2 separate regions of the Homo sapiens genome follow, and region 1 is linked to region 2. The links are chromatin contacts, found by Hi-C or POLR2A ChIA-PET in ENCODE. All regions are on one chromosome and are shown on one strand. The core of a region is the stretch at or near the end of the contact, and the rest is flanking DNA. Distances in the headings are between cores, read along the strand shown.

Region 1 (4,585 bases), core at 1,599-4,098, 1.1 Mb after region 2:
TTTAAATTTTTTCTTCTCTGAGAATGTAATTTTCATTTACATTTCATCTTCATTTGTTGACTTACCACATTGATATTTCTATTTTAATATTTAAAACACAAACCTTTGGGTGGGTGCAGTGGCTCACTCCTGTAATCCTAGCATTTTGGGAGGCCGAGAATAGCGGACCACTTGAGGTCAGGAGTTTGAGACCACCCTGGCCAACATGGTGAAACCTTGTCTCTACTAAAAATACAAAAATTAGCTGGGCATGGTGGTGCATTTCTGTAATCCCTGCTACTCAGGAGGCTGAGGCAGGAGAATCGCTTACACCTGGGAGTGGAGGAGCCAAGATCATGCCATTGTTCTCCAGTCTGGGCAACAGAGTGAGAGTCGTCTCAAAACAAACACACACACACACACGCATACACACACACACTTGAAAAACATATTTTTCTGAATGATGTATTGAGAGCCCTGGATAAACTGGGAGTCTCCTTAAAGGGTAAAACCCAAGTGTTCTCAGAACATGGTGGTAGTGTCCCCGGGCCTCCCGCCTCATTCCCTAGGCTGCCATCCCCCTGCAGATGCCCACTGCCCTCATTCCAGGGGGTATTGTCCAGCCAGGTAAGTGGACTCTGTGACTCTAGTTGCTTAGGTCAACACACCATTGCCAAATATTTGACTATGTCATCCTTTTACAGAAATGACAAATAATTCTCTCCCTTGTTAATAAGGTAAACACATTAGCTTGGCATTCAGGATTTTTCTCAGTCTACCCTGAACTTCTTACCCGAAGCCTCATTATTCCATTGGTAATGAGGAATGGAACAGATATTCAGGAAACTTCTATTTTAGGACTAGGCATGTTGTTGCCTGTTTGAATTAGAGGGTATTTAAGATGAAGAAGACTTGGTTCTTTCCATTACAGGTCATAGATTAGTGGAGGAGGATACTGATATTCTAATTTAATGTAAATCATTACAATATAGTGTAATTTAATTGAATGTAAATTATTACAATATAGTATAATACTTAAAGAAGTAGAGATATGAAAAAATAAAACACATAAAATCTGGTTGCCATTAAGTTGGCTACTATTTTTTTTAAAAAGCCCAGAAAATAACAAGTGTTGGTGAGGATGTGAAGACATTGGAACCCTCATGCATTGCCGATTGGACTAGAATGGTGTACCCACTATAGAAAACAAGATGACAATTCCTCAAAAAATTAAAAGTAGAATTACTGTGTCACCCAGCAATTCCACTACTGGATATATACCCCAAAAATGTGAAAGCAGGCTTGTGAAGAGATATTTATGTATCCATGTTCCTAGTTGTATTATTCACAACAGTCAAGAGGTGGTAACAGACCAAGTAACCATTGATGGATGAATGGATAAACAAAATGTCATTTATCCATATAGCAGAAGACAATTCAGCCTTAAAAGGAAAAGAAATTCTGACACATGCTACAACATGGGTGAACCTTGAGTACATTGTGCTGAGTGAAATAAGCCAGACACAAAGGACAAATAAATACTGCATGATTCCACTAATAGGAGGTACCTGGAGTACTCAGATTCATAGAGACGGAAAGTAAAATGGGGTTGTCAGGGGCTAAAGAGAAGGAGGAATGGGAAGTTACTGTTTAACAGGTATAGAGTGTCACTTTGGGAAGATGCAAAAATTCTGGAGATGGATGGTTGTAATTGTTGCACAACAATGTAAATGTACTTAATACCACTGAACTTTACACTTAAAAATAGTAAAATTATATTATGTGAATTTTACCACAGTTAGAAAATAAATTTTAAATGTCCAATGTCAGCCAATTATTTAGTTGTTAATAAAGAAATAGAAAACTAAATCAAGTGGGCTAAAATGTCACTTTGATAACTATAGGACAGCTTGTAGGGCCAATGGGGTGTAGGTGTTTACATCCAATAGTGGTAGCATCTTACAAATAAATCTCTTGCATCAGTGTGAGTGATGGGGTATGTGATAGGCATCACATTGAACTTCTTGAGCAGCTTCCTTGGTTTAAAATGAGTAGCTGCTTGAGTCGTTTGCAATTCAACCCAAGAAACACTTAAGGTTGCCAAGCAACATGACTGCTGTCAACAGAAGCAAATCTAACATTAATTTCGTATCTCCTAAAATGAAAGAAGAAACGTTGAATCTAAATGTTTTCATTTCTAGCTACTTTATTGAATAATATGAACACTTTGTCAAGAATATGCTGTGCTGTTTCTACATGAACGGTTTCATGCAGCCACTCCTGTGTTTTGTTTTCTTAGCCAAAGCACCTTAGGTTTTTCAAGAGCCCAGAGGCAACCTGCCGCAGGATTTACACTCTGAAAACTAATAGCTTTACCTGGGAAGTTATAAAAATCACTCAGTAAAATGAAGTTGTTAAAAGGCAAACTCTTTATTTCATGATGATTTTTTAAACCCAGAGGACTTCTTTTTGGTTAAACTTAGCAAACAAAGACAATAGTTAGATTACTCAGTTCACTTCCTGCACAGAGCCACAGAACAGACTTAAATGAGACAGCTTTCTGTTTGAGGCATCCCCTTACTGAATTCTGTGATCCACAGAAATAAAGTCAGTGGCAAATGTACAAAATTGAAATGATTCCACTGGATTGGCCAAAGGATAGCCATAATTGGGGATTCTCTTTTCTTCTGAAGCAAGAACTGTATATTCTACTCAGACTGCTGTGTTCACTGTCTTTAACAGACTATCTGGAGTAGACAGTGAGGAGAGGAATATAGCTATGTATGTGAACTACTTTGACACGCATTTAACTTCTCCATATACCAAAAATGAGGTTGGTGGGCTGTCCTCATACCTGCACTTCCTCTTTCCCTTAACTCCTGCCCTTTACTGAGAACCCACGGGGAGGAGGTCTTTTCAGTTCCTTACCTCTATGACTGCAGTAACCTTCAATCCCATGTGAAGAGTTCATACGTGTAGTCACATCCTGTGCCTTGTCAGCCTCTGAAATCTTTGTTCTCTGTGCTAACCTACAGCCGTATTTCCCATTCTTTCATTTCTCGCCTCATTTTCCACAGTGGCTACTCCAAACCTCCACCACACTACAGAATTCCCATTTTACTGCCACTTACCCCTCTCGCTCTACCTGTCTTTAGCTCTGCTTTCCTGTTTCTATCCAAAGCTAAAGTAATTTCTTCATCTCTGCCCTTTACTTCGAGCTTGTCCAACCTGCAACCTCCTGGCTCCATGCAGCCCAGGATGGGTTTGAATGTGACCCAACATAAATTCGTAAACTTTCTTAAAACCTTATGAGATTTTTTTGTGATTTTTTTTTTTAAATTTTAGCTCATCAGCTGTTGTTAGTATATTTTATGTGTGGCCCAAGACAATTCTTCTTTCAATGTGGCCCAGGGAAGCTACATATTGGACACCCCTGCTCTACTTCATCCTACAACCTGAAGACCTTAGAATGCCTATGTTGGGGTCCTGCGTCTCTACTCAGGAGCTGGGAGACCTTGGAAAGTTCACTGGCCACTTTGTACACCAGTTTTCTCATCAGCACATGTGGTTAATGGTACCCATATCACAGGGCGATTGTGAGGATTAAAGAGAAAATGCATGTAAAGCACACTGGACAGTGGTGGGCATGTGGTCAGTGCTCAGTCAGTGTTCAGTGCTCTGATCACCAGCCTCTGCCCCAGGTGCTGTCTTGGGTGCCCTCTCCGTCTGGGCTCCTGGGTGTCTCTTGTGTACCCACATGCGTCTTGCTCACCTGCTCCTGGCCCCAGCCATTGAGCTGCTCCCACACCACCTAACTTGTTCTTCAGCCTTAAAACCTTAGCTTTAGTAGCACTTCCTCCAGAGATCCTTACCTGATATCATGCCCCCTCCCCCTGCCCAAGTGTGAGTGAGAGGTCTCTGTCCTGTCCTTCCACACTCCCTGGATTTCCCCTCTGGGTTGGTCAGTTTTCTGTGTCAACATGGCTAGGCCTGAGTACCCAGTTATTCACTGGACACTCATTTAGGCCAGAGTACCCACTTATTCACTTGGATGTGAATCTAGATGTTACCATGGAGGTATGTTGTAGATGTCCTTAACATCTATAATTTGCTGACTTTAAGAAAAAGAAGTTATCTTCTTTAGCCTGGGTGAGCCTCATCCAATCATTTCAAAGGCCTTAAAGAGCAAAACTGAGGCTTCCCTGAAGAGAAAGAAATTGTGCCTCAAGACTGCAACATCAGCTCCTGCCCCCAAGTTTCCACCCTGTAGGCTTGCACAGTGGATTTTGGCTTTGTCAGCCCCCATAATTGGGTAATCTCATTTTTTGAAATCTCTGTGCATGTGTGTGTTTCATATTCTGCTGATTCTGTCTCTGGACAGGGCTGACTGCAGCCTCTCACAGCTTGCACATGGCTGCACCGGGCCCCGCTTGCCCTGATTCTCCTCTGATCCGATAGCTGCTCACTGGCAGGAGCCACATTTCTCCATGTGCTTGTCCCATAGCTTAGTTAATATTGAATACTTCCATTTTTCCTGCTAAGCAGCGTGGTTTTACAGATTAGTGTATTCAACAGATGTTTATTGAATTTTGGGGGTATGGCACAT
Region 2 (4,963 bases), core at 615-3,114:
CAGCTCAACATGCCAGCAGCGCCACTGTTGACAAACCCTGAGTTTGGGGGAGTGTGTTTCAGTCAGCTCCCAGACCAGTCTGCATTCTTAATTACTTTAAAAATGAATGCTCTGAACATTGGGGGGTTTCAGTAAGAGACAGTAGACAACTCCATGCAAACCCTGCACTGAGATTCTAAAAGTCCCAACAAGGGACTTTTAGTACAAATCCCTTTTAGGTATAAAGAGTAACAATAATCATGAAACAAACACTTAGCGGAATCAAGGTGAAAAGAACTCCTACTCTTCATCTAGAACAGGGCTAGCCAATGAAACAGAATGTGAGTCACAACTTCAAGCCTTGTACATCATTTACAAATTCTGTTGGCTGTATAAAGTAAAAGGAAGCAGGTGAAATTAAGTTTAATAACATATTTCGCTGAATGCGATATATCCAAAATACTATCATTTTAATATATAATCAATGTAAAAATTGTTTTAATTTTATTATTATTTTTTCTTTTTGAGGCAGGTTCTTGCTCTGCATCCAGGCTGGAGTGCGGTGACGTGATCATGGCTACTGCAGCCTCGACCACCTGGGCTCAATCAATCCTCCAACCTCAGCCTCCCAAGTAGCTGGGACTAAAGGTGTACACCACCACACTCAACTCATTTTTGTATTTTCTGTAGAGATGGGATTTTGCCATGTTATCCAGGCTGGTCTCAAACTCCTAGGATCAAGCGATCCACCCGCCTTGGCTTCATAAAGTGCTGGGATGACAGGTGTGACCCACCGAGCCCGGCCAATATAAAAATTATTAATAATATATTTTACATTCTTTTTTTCATACTAAGTCTTCAAAATCTAGTGTGTATTTTACAATTAGAGTACATCTCAATTTGGACCAGACACACTTCAAGCTCTCAATAGCCACATGTGGCTGGTGGCTACCGTACCGGACAGCACAGATCTAGACCTGTGATAGGAATCACCAAAGGTTCTCATTAAAAAAGCAGAGTCTGAGCGTTTTGCCCCAGTTTTGAGTCAGCATGTCTGGAATGGGAGCCAGGAATCCACATTTTAAACATTTGCTCAGATGATTCTTACACAGTTGTTCAACAGACCACATGCTGAGAAAGGATGATTTATTCTAGTCCATTGACTTGTTTGAAAGATAACATGTGCGTCTCAGTGTCTCATAGCCTAGTCCAAAACCATGTTCCATAGCATTAGTTTAAAGAGACAAGAGATGTCATAACTATAGAAGATATAGGGGAAAGTTGTTTTTTGTTTTCCAAAGAAGGAATGGAGAATTCCTCCCACAAGAGAATCTTTCGGCTGGGTGCAGTGGCTCACGCCTGTAATCCCAGCACTTTGGGAGGCCCAGGTAGGGTGAATCTCCTGAGCTCAAGAGTCCGAGACCAGCCTGCGCAACATGGCAAAACCCTGTCTCTACCAAAAATACAAAAAATTAGTCAGGTGTGGTGGTGTGCACCTGTGGTACCAGCTACTTGGGAGGCTGAGGTGGGAGGATCACTTGAGCCTGGGAGGTGGAGGTTGCAGTGAGCCAATATTGCACCACTGCACTATAGCCTAGGTGACAGAGTGAGACCTCATCTCAAAAAAAAAAAAAAAAAGAAAAAGAAAAAGAAAAGAAAATTTGTTGTTCTTAAAAAAAAGAATCTTGCATAGTTTCTCATACAAATCCCGAGGAAAACAACATTTTCCTTCAGCACTTACTATTGGGCTATTTCTGCATGTATTTTTTGAAAATTTAAATCAATACACCTATGAGTAATGTTTTTCTGTTTTTAAGGAGTTTTACTTCCTCAATCATCTGCAAATGTTTTAGGGGAGACTCAGTGTCCTACACACCGCACTCTCAAACAGGAAGTAAAAACTACCTTGTGACTCAGAAAATGCCAGAGAACCAGACTCAAACTAGACCAGACTAATACGGTTCTTTCTGTTTTCATGCAGCAGGTTATATTATCTAAAGTAATGGTAAGACTGCTACTGTATCCTCACATCTGCTTATTGTTTTCTTATCTCCAATTTCAACTCAATAATAGTTAAACTCATAAGTGAATTTGCTTCCATAAGTATAAAACTGTCCTTCTCAAGGGCGACAAGCAAGGAGAATTATGCTAAAAATGGTATCTTAGAGTCCTTTGTGGTCTCACCTGTATCCGTTATCAAGACCCTTTTGCTCACAAGGAAATGATTTTCGAGAGAAGGTCCACGTACATCTGATTTGTGGGTAGGCTTTAAACCTGACAGAAAAACAAAACTCTTCATATTGGTCAATTTCATAATCTTCACTTGAATTGGTAGCATTTATAAATCCCTTTTCTGTAAGAAAAAATAGGCATTTATGAGTTAGTTAATAATATTCATAGGGAAACGTATTGAGAAGATAAAATAAACTTGTATTCATCAGTTTAACACAGGAAAACTCAAGTGTTGGCATGCTGCAGGTCAGGTTGGATAATCCAAGTGAAAACCCAGGAGTCCTATCCCTAGTTCTAAGCCTGAGCTCATCATCTTTCGAAGTTAAGAAATGTTTAAAAAAAGAAAGAAGGAAAGAAAAAGAATGGGATGTAGATAATTGACTGTCTGGCCCCTGCTCTCAGCCAGCACCACTCTTCCATTGATGAGAGAGAGTAAAATAAACTCAAGGCACAAATAAAAGAGCGATCTGGCTAGCAATATTCACGAGGTTGCCTTATGGAACACTTCCTTATTAATCTGCTAAGAGCATCGCTGTATTTCTCGGCATTTTCATTATGGCTGAACGCTGTGCCCTAATCTGAGATTATTGAACTGTGGTTATTTTCAGATCCTACATACCCCACCAAAATTTCAGTGCATCTAAGGGCTTGTACTGTCTCTCAGTGCTCACTGCCCTAACAGTGCGGTTAGTTGGTTCTTAGAACTAGTATTTATTGTCCATTTTGTGTCAGGCTCTGTGTCAGGTTCTGGAACTACAAGGATAGAATGAGTTGTTCTTGTCCTTAAGAAACTTACAGTCTACTGGAGGATAAAAGTACACAAACAGATGGTCATATTACAATGTGTTATATGCAAAGACAGTGGCATTCAAGCGAGCCTGGTTTAACGGGAAAAGGAAGAGGGTGGGCAGATTATCTTTGCAAAGCTATTCTAACTCAGTTTCTTTCTTAGTGTTTGATAGTAGCATTATATTGAAATCAGAATTTGTACCACATACTTCACATTCCACACTACAGCGACTAAAAATAGGAATAAAGATTGTGTGAGCAGCCTGCATTACCTACGATGGTAACCAAAGCTGATTGACTGGGATGCTTTGAAGAGGAACAAGTGTAGTATCCGGTGTCGTTTCTTGCCACTGATGATACAAAAGCAAACAGAATCCGTATCATAGTTCTGTTTGTTGAATAGGTACTCATCTCAAAGTAGTTGCCCTAGGTTTTAATAAAACAGAGTTTGCATTTAATGTTTTCAATCCAGACTATTAGTTAATTGTTCCTGCATTTTCAGAATACAAACTTGTCCTATTACCTCCTCGAGTGCTTTGTTTTCTAATTCCCAGGTGAGCCCGAATCCATGGTTCACATGAACAGCTTTGCACCTTATCCATAAGGGTTCCCCTACTTTAAGAAATAATTGTGGCAATGTGGTCTGAGGAGTTTGATTTAGATCTAGGAGATGAAAACATCCCAAGTGAGAAAAAAAAAGTGATTTTTGCCTCATCACAAAAGATATCCTGAACATTCTGAACAAAGACTTTAGCATCATCTCAAATATTACTAACCACATTAATAAAAGAAGCTTTTAGAGACTGACTCCTCTTTTATGAAGAAATCAGCATTTACAGAATCCATAATATTGCATTTACTGTGACCTGAAGGAATGATAGGATTTCTGAAGTTGAATGATCACCTACGCAGTTACTGTTAGTCCCTGATAGTTGCTAAGAACCGGTCACTGAAAATGAAAGTGCATGATATTATAGTGTTACCTATTGTGAACAGCCTGGTGCATTCCCTGCCCAGTTCATTTCTGGCACAGCACCTTATGTCCGTCCCAAATAATTCATGAAGCACTTTTTCCTCCTTTTTAACAACAGCTGGACTTTCTTCTTTACAGCTGCAATTAGAAAAGAAGTACCATTTGGCTAAACAAGTTTTAAAATTACAAATGAATGCTCAAGAGGAGAACAAAGTTCTAGAGCCAGTTTTAAGGGTCAAATGGTAAACAAAAGGTCAAAAGGTAAACAAGCCCATATCTATGGTTTCAGCTAAGAGCTCAGAGGGGAGCTAGCTAGTTACTCATTATCGCAATGAATTAGCATAACACTAAGGAGAATTACATAACAAAACAGTTTAAAATTGTTCATGTTTGGTGATCTCTTTGTTGCTGTTGTTTAAAGACAGGGAAAGAAAGGGAAAAAAATGAGAAAGAAGATAAAGGAAAAAAAGAGAAGAAAGAGAGAAGAGAAAAAGCATGATTGGGCTTTCATGAAGTTTAGCAAGGTAAGCATCCTTTTGGGACGCAGTAAGGGAGGGGGAAGCTAAAGTTTCAAAAGTCACCCGAGTTCCCATAGGAACAGAGGAGGGCCAAGGTGTCACCCACAAGGGAAGTCAGCCAAGACTCCCAAGTATTCAACAGAGCAAAACCCCTCTCCCTGCCTCAGCAGAAAGCGAACTTTTGTACCACTTTGGAACAAAGTATTTGGTACTTTTTCTCCTTCTATTTGGTCCTATTTTAAAAAAAAAAAAGTTGTTTAGTAAATTTTAATTAGTTCAAACTGCATGAATTTTTACTTTGTAAGAACTTAACTTTGGCATATATGAAAAACTATGTAAACATTTATACCTTACTTAGTATTGGCTAGGCACTGTTCTATGTGCTTTACATATATCAATTCATTTAATCAGAATAGCAATCCTATAAGTATCTGTTGTCATCCGCATTCTTCTGATGAGGCACAGAGAGTAA

The links. Hi-C counts contacts between places; a loop is a spot of excess contacts on that map. ChIA-PET counts read pairs that join two places held with the same protein, here RNA polymerase II (POLR2A). Pooled maps may share reads with other maps.
Region 1: a loop to region 2 is called in a map with no recorded cell type, with 16 times the contacts of the local background. The contact joins two enhancer-like sites. A Hi-C loop is called at or near these places in 1 of 37 single-sample maps with no recorded cell type and 3 of 50 pooled maps. POLR2A ChIA-PET finds 5 or more read pairs at or near these places in 1 of 52 experiments (A673).

The regions. Positions count from the first base shown.
Region 1 is chr13:29,123,328-29,127,912 of GRCh38, forward strand. All of the region lies in intron 5 of MTUS2 (microtubule associated scaffold protein 2), which reads left to right. All of the region lies in intron 1 of LOC124903144 (a long non-coding RNA gene), which reads right to left. Among named protein-coding and RNA genes, the nearest start is that of MTUS2-AS2, 120 kb to the right of the region's middle. Within about 2 kb of position 2,849, at least 2 of the 41 ENCODE cell types and tissues checked have a DNase peak (open chromatin) inside an H3K27ac peak, as active enhancers do.
Region 2 is chr13:28,046,112-28,051,074 of GRCh38, forward strand. FLT3 (fms related receptor tyrosine kinase 3) reads right to left here. Exons shown (of 24, transcript NM_004119.3): 6 at 3,984-4,111; 7 at 3,524-3,663; 8 at 3,273-3,426; 9 at 2,164-2,332. Among named protein-coding and RNA genes, the nearest start is that of FLT3, 52 kb to the right of the region's middle. RefSeq lists an enhancer at 3,963-4,730. Within about 2 kb of position 1,865, at least 4 of the 41 ENCODE cell types and tissues checked have a DNase peak (open chromatin) inside an H3K27ac peak, as active enhancers do.